Linked DNA regions of Homo sapiens: region 2 is linked to region 1. Evidence: chromatin contacts called from ENCODE Hi-C or POLR2A ChIA-PET data. All regions are on one chromosome and are shown on one strand. The core of a region is the stretch at or near the end of the contact, and the rest is flanking DNA. Distances in the headings are between cores, read along the strand shown. Region 1 overlaps RUNX1 (RUNX family transcription factor 1). Region 2 has its middle 37 kb from the start of RUNX1.

Region 1 (2,700 bases), core at 9-2,508:
CATTATTAGGGTCTATACATGAGTAGCCAAAATATACGGGTCTCTATATTTAGGTCAAGGGGCCTTCAGCAGGAGAACATGAATAATTAGGAGTGAGGCCATGAGACAGAGGAAGAAAAGCTCATAGGAATGGGAAGACAGCCTCTCAGATGAGAGGTGTGCGGAGTGATTGCTGTGAGGAATTGCTCAATAGGAAAGTTAGCCAACCTGAGGACGTTTCTAGGGGAGGAAAAGGGAAACTCATATGGTTCTCTGCTAATTCTTAAAAATAAGGTAGATTCTTACTCATCTAGGGTGCTTGCTCGTTATGAACACAGGAAGATTAAGGAATGAGTATGGACTGTTTCTACTCTATGTTTTCGGACAAGAAGAATAATAAAAAAGCACTGGGTAGCTGGAACAACTGCAGAGGCCCCAACAATGATGGAGACTTTCTGGTGCACCGTGGCACAGGGGTCTCTTCCAAAGGGACTCAATCAACCCCAACAGGCATCATCTTCTGTGACTCAAGATGTCCTTTTTAGGAGTGCTTGTACTTTTTAATGCTCAGAGAAGTTCGTATTACTGATTCGGGAACACTGAGTTTTTCAGCTCCTGTAAAACTATTTTCAGGTTTATTTTCAAGTACATTCTTTACCTCGGGGGGTCAAATCTTTTGGTTTCCAGTGAATATCGTGGTTATACCTGTGGTTACCCACTGACTTCTCATCTGCCTAGCTTATCTGATAACAGGCAAATGGGGAAAGAGGCTTTAATACCCCTCAAAAGGGGAAGATTGATAATTAGTTATTCACCGCATAGAATCAGGCCAGGTCAACTCTCTCCAAGAAGAAAAGCAATCTGGATATTGCACTTTGGGGTCCCTTTTCATTTTGGCATTACAGGCCTCATGAGGATGTAGTCTTTCTGTATTTCTTTCTTTCTTTTTAAATTGTTATTTATTTATTTATTTTAACCAGGTCAAAGCATTACATACTGCAGAAGAGAAAGCAACTTCAGCTTCTCTTAAACGGTGTCATTTTCATGACAGCTCGTAAATTTTGGCCTCCTATGGGTCCAGGATCTGCGCGCATCCGCCCGGGGACTTGTTGGTGGATCCATCCCTCATGGCGGAGCAGCAAGGGGATCCTTTAGAAAAAGCAATGGGCGAAGTAACTGAAAGAGCGACGCAGAAAGCAACAGCCAGAAACGGCGGGGACGCGAGCGGCCCAGACAGGAAGGGAGGCGGTGGCGCAGCTCTGGTGCGCAGCGCGCCGCAGCGACGGAACTTCTGCAAAAGCTGCCTGCCCGCGCGTTATCAGCGGCGCGCAGGCCTGTGGTTTTCTCGCTCTCGCAACCCTGCTTTAACTGCCGGTTTATTTTTCGACAAACAGGATGCCTCCATCTGAGGCTGTCAGCATCCCAGGCTCTTTGAAAGAAAAGAAGTAGAGCGGCCCCACCCTAGAGGCAAGGACGGGGTCTGTGTCAAGAGGCTTCCCAGAGAAGTGAAAACTCTGCAGGTGCAGCCGCTGGGAGAGCATCAAGAAGGGCAGGGTGGAGGGGCAGGGGGCGAAGGGAGGGGGTGAAGCCCGCACCCTACCCCCACATGAAACTGATTCCACTACCCCATCTCTGCAAGCGTCCAGAGGCAGAGAGGCCAACATTTCGGGGACAGCTTGGAGGCGGGAGATTTAGGCAGGGCTCCTTAAACTTTTATGTGCATGAAAATCAGGCCAATCACGGGGCTCTTGAGCAAATGGGGACGATGATTCAGCAGGTCTGGGCTGAGGCCTCAGATTCTGCACTTCTAACAAGTTCCCAGGTGGTAGTGATGCTGCCAGTCCAAAGACCACACTGTGAATAGCAAGGCGTCGTCGGGACAGTCTGCTTTAGAGTAAAACCTAATAGATGTGCAAATATTTAAACCAAGCTGTATTTATTCCTGAGGCCCTGGTTTAACTGGAGCCACCTTGCTAATGGAAAATGGAAAATGAAATTCCTTTAGGTTCCAAAGGGAAGGAAAGTTTGAAATGGTTAAGGTATTTAAAAAATCCTAGTTGGGAGTGGCCTTGGGGATTCGGGAGAGTTGAAGTTAGGTTCTGAGCCAAGAGATGGGGGAGGAAGGGTGGGATGTGGCAAATAAATATAAACACACACACACAAACCCCAGCCCAACCACAGGTTCTTTCCTATCAATGAAACATTTGCATCTTGCAGGTAGAACTCACACGTGTCCACATTTTTCAGAAGTTGAATGGTTTTGTGTAATGGTACAGAATTTGGAGCCCATATTTGAATATTCTAGATCCAATGTTATCTCAGACTGGCTTTAGGATCTTGTGGCCTACATTTAAAAATGCATGTTTCTGAGTCATGTTTAATTAGTAGTAGTATCTGAGAACTGAGAGACTAGACTAAGAAATCCATGGTATATGAATAAAATCTCCAGACAGCAGCTAGAACATAGAGGTCCCTCCAGAGGCAGTGCCAGTTGTCAGCTGTAAAAATAGGTTCTGCTCAGTTTTGCTTAGGCCTGAAGTTTCCTGAAGATTTCATTTAGACTTCATCAAAACCAGTCAAAGACTTCCTGTTACAGAAAGGTTCTTAAAGTATGGCTGGGACTACAGGGCTATTAAGATGCAGATTCTTGGGCCTCTCTGCCTCACTCATCATGGTTTCTCAGGGTGGGTGCCGGGAACCTGCATTTTAACAAACGCTTTG
Region 2 (2,795 bases), core at 138-2,637, 60 kb after region 1:
GATGAAGGGCCAATAAAAATAAATAAGACATGTTCATGTTCGCAAGGAGCTTTTCTGAGCAAGAATCTGAGCCTTGTTTAATTTTATCAATAAAATGGGATTCTATATATTTCTTGCAATCTTTAATGTATGAATCAGGATAAGCTGTGTTATGATGCAGTAACAAGCAACCTCATGATTTCAATGATTTAAAACAAGGTTAATTTATTGCCCATGCTATTTATCTCCTGAGGCTTAGGAAGGAATTCTGTTCCATGTTGTTCTCATTTTCACCCTAAAATGCAGGACAGTTTAGACCAGTAATGGTCACAGTGGCAGAAGAAAATAACTCTGGGGGTCTCAATGGGGGGCTGATATAGTTTGGATTTGTGTCCCCACCCAAATCTCATGTTGAAATGTAATCCCCAATGCTAGAGGTGGGGGCTGGGTGGGAGGTGATTGGGTCATGGGGGTGGTTTCTCATGAGTGGTTTAGTACCAGTACTATTGTTGCGAGTGAGTTCTCATGAGCTCTGGGTTGTTTAAAAGTGTGTAGTACCTCCCCCCTCTATCTTTCTCCTGCTCTGGCTGTAAGACACACCTGCTGCCCCTCTGCCTTTCACCAAGATTGTAAGTTTCCTGAGGCCTCCCCAGAAGCAGAAGCTGTTATGCTTCCTGTACAGCTTGCAGAACCATGAGCCAATTAAACCTCTTTTCTTTATCAATTACCAAGTCTCAGGTATTTCTTTATAGCAATGAGATAACTGCTAATACAGGCACTTTACTTATACTCACAATGCATTGGCCAGAGCAAGTTGTATCCCACCACAGAGGAGCCAGGATGGGGAATCCTCTAGAAGGTGGAAGTGCCAGAAGAAGGAAGAACCAGAATATCTGGAAACCAGCACTAAGGACTACCATATATATGATAATTTAAGAATTTATAGTCCAATATATGGAAAAACTTTAAAAACAGAAAACATTTTGTGCCTGAAATATTATCAGTGGCATGAAATTCTATGGGGAAATTTGATAATTCTGAGATTTTTTTTCACATTCCTTCTTTCAGGCTATGTTAAAGGGGCAAAAAAGGATATTTACTAGAAAGGTTATTATGAGTCCTTTATTTTTTGCTTTTTCAATCTATCAGACACTGCTTCAGCTAACAGCTCTGAAGGACCAGCCAGAGGTGGACAAAACCTGCTATCAATAACAAAACGAAAAGCTGAGTAGAGTATGCACACATACACACACACACACACACACACACACACACACAATCTGAGTAAAGACTCACTAAAATGGACTAGATTTGAGGGTTCAGTATCTTAAAGAGAAAGCCTGCTCATTGAGGGAAAGAGAAACCTGCCATTCTATGCTGATTTTCCCCTAAGGCTTTTTCCTGTCCATATCCTGGGCAAAGAGGCTGAGCAAGTGAGTCAGGAATAACTCAGTGGCAAAGAGGAAGAGACTCTGAGCAGAGCTTTTGTGAGTCTCGTGGCCCCAGGGAGACAAAAATTGATGTTCAGCCCTGCTAAGGCAACCAGGACTTGAGGGGCCAAAATTCCAAAGGAAAGGGAAGCAGAGAGAAATGAGACCAACACCCTGAGCTGCTTTTCTCGTAAAGTTTTTGGTTGATTATTAAATTGTTCCTGCTGAAAGGTAGATAAACTGAGTAGAAATCAGTTGCTAAGAGGCCAAAAACTTGATGCAGAATTCTTGGATATCTCATGATACTGCAGTGAAAAAAATGTGGTTCAAAGCCTGCCAAAGGAGAAGAGCCTAGTTATTAACCCAGCTGAAACCCGTGAAGTACAGTCAGACCTCCCTAATGGTGGGTTCTGCGTCTATGGATTAAACCAATTTAGGACTGAAAATACTCAGGGGAGAAAAAAAGGTGGTTGTTTGTATTGCATATGTACTGACCTTTTTTTCTTGTCATTATTTCCTAAACAATAGGCTATAACAACTAACTACATAGCATTTACATTGCATTAGAATTTATAAGTAATCTAGAGATGATTATATATATAAGAGGATATGTGTGGGTTATATGAAAACACTATACCATTTTACAAAAGGGACCTGAGCATCTGTGGATTTTGGTATTTGCTTGGGGCCCTAGAACCAATTCTCCGTGGTTACTAAGGGCTGATTGTACTATATTTCAGGAATAAGGGCAAGCCAGAAATTAGATAAAGCCTTGTAAGACTAAAATCCAATTTGAAACCAGCTCAATTTCTGATTGGATTAAGGGATCTGCCTCAAGAAGACAAAGAAAATCCTTTTTGAAATTACATAAAATAATTCAGAAATTTTACATGATTTTTCATAGTGTTTAGGATTTAATAAACAGTACCAGGCATATCAACAAACAAAACCAAGAAAGAAGAAAAAAAATGAAAATTACAATATCTGATTTAACCGTGTCACATATGTGATTACTAGGGGATCACACAGCTGGAGAGCAGATTTGTTGTTTAGAATGTAGGCCAGTAAAAAATTTTCAAGCTGAGGCAGAGAGGAAAGACTTCTATGCAACAAACTATGAAATGCTTTTGTGGGAAAGTAAAAAGAACATAAAAAAGAAAAATAAACACAAGAAAATAAATAAATAATTTCCATGAATTAGAATATTACAAAAATAGTAACTTTCCCTAAATTGAACTTTTGATTCAATGAAGTCTAAATGAGAATCACTACAAGTTTGTATTTTTGTGTGTGGAAATTGAGTAGCTGATATTTAAAAATGTAGGCAGAAATGCAGAGGATCAATAAGAGCCTTGTTTATCTCCAAGAACAAAGTCGGAGGATTTA

What was found. Hi-C counts contacts between places; a loop is a spot of excess contacts on that map. ChIA-PET counts read pairs that join two places held with the same protein, here RNA polymerase II (POLR2A). Pooled maps may share reads with other maps.
Region 2: a loop to region 1 is called in a pooled map, with 7 times the contacts of the local background. The contact joins two enhancer-like sites. A Hi-C loop is called at or near these places in 8 of 50 pooled maps. POLR2A ChIA-PET finds 5 or more read pairs at or near these places in 5 of 52 experiments (activated CD4-positive, alpha-beta T cell, activated CD4-positive, alpha-beta memory T cell, activated T-cell and 1 more).

The regions. Positions count from the first base shown.
Region 1 is chr21:35,025,598-35,028,297 of GRCh38, forward strand. All of the region lies in intron 2 of RUNX1 (RUNX family transcription factor 1), which reads right to left. Among named protein-coding and RNA genes, the nearest start is that of RUNX1-IT1, 12 kb to the right of the region's middle. RefSeq lists enhancers at 1,075-1,577, 1,231-1,375 and a cis regulatory region at 1,294-1,311. Within about 2 kb of position 1,259, at least 18 of the 41 ENCODE cell types and tissues checked have a DNase peak (open chromatin) inside an H3K27ac peak, as active enhancers do.
Region 2 is chr21:35,085,169-35,087,963 of GRCh38, forward strand. No RefSeq gene overlaps it. Among named protein-coding and RNA genes, the nearest start is that of RUNX1, 37 kb to the left of the region's middle. Within about 2 kb of position 1,388, at least 3 of the 41 ENCODE cell types and tissues checked have a DNase peak (open chromatin) inside an H3K27ac peak, as active enhancers do.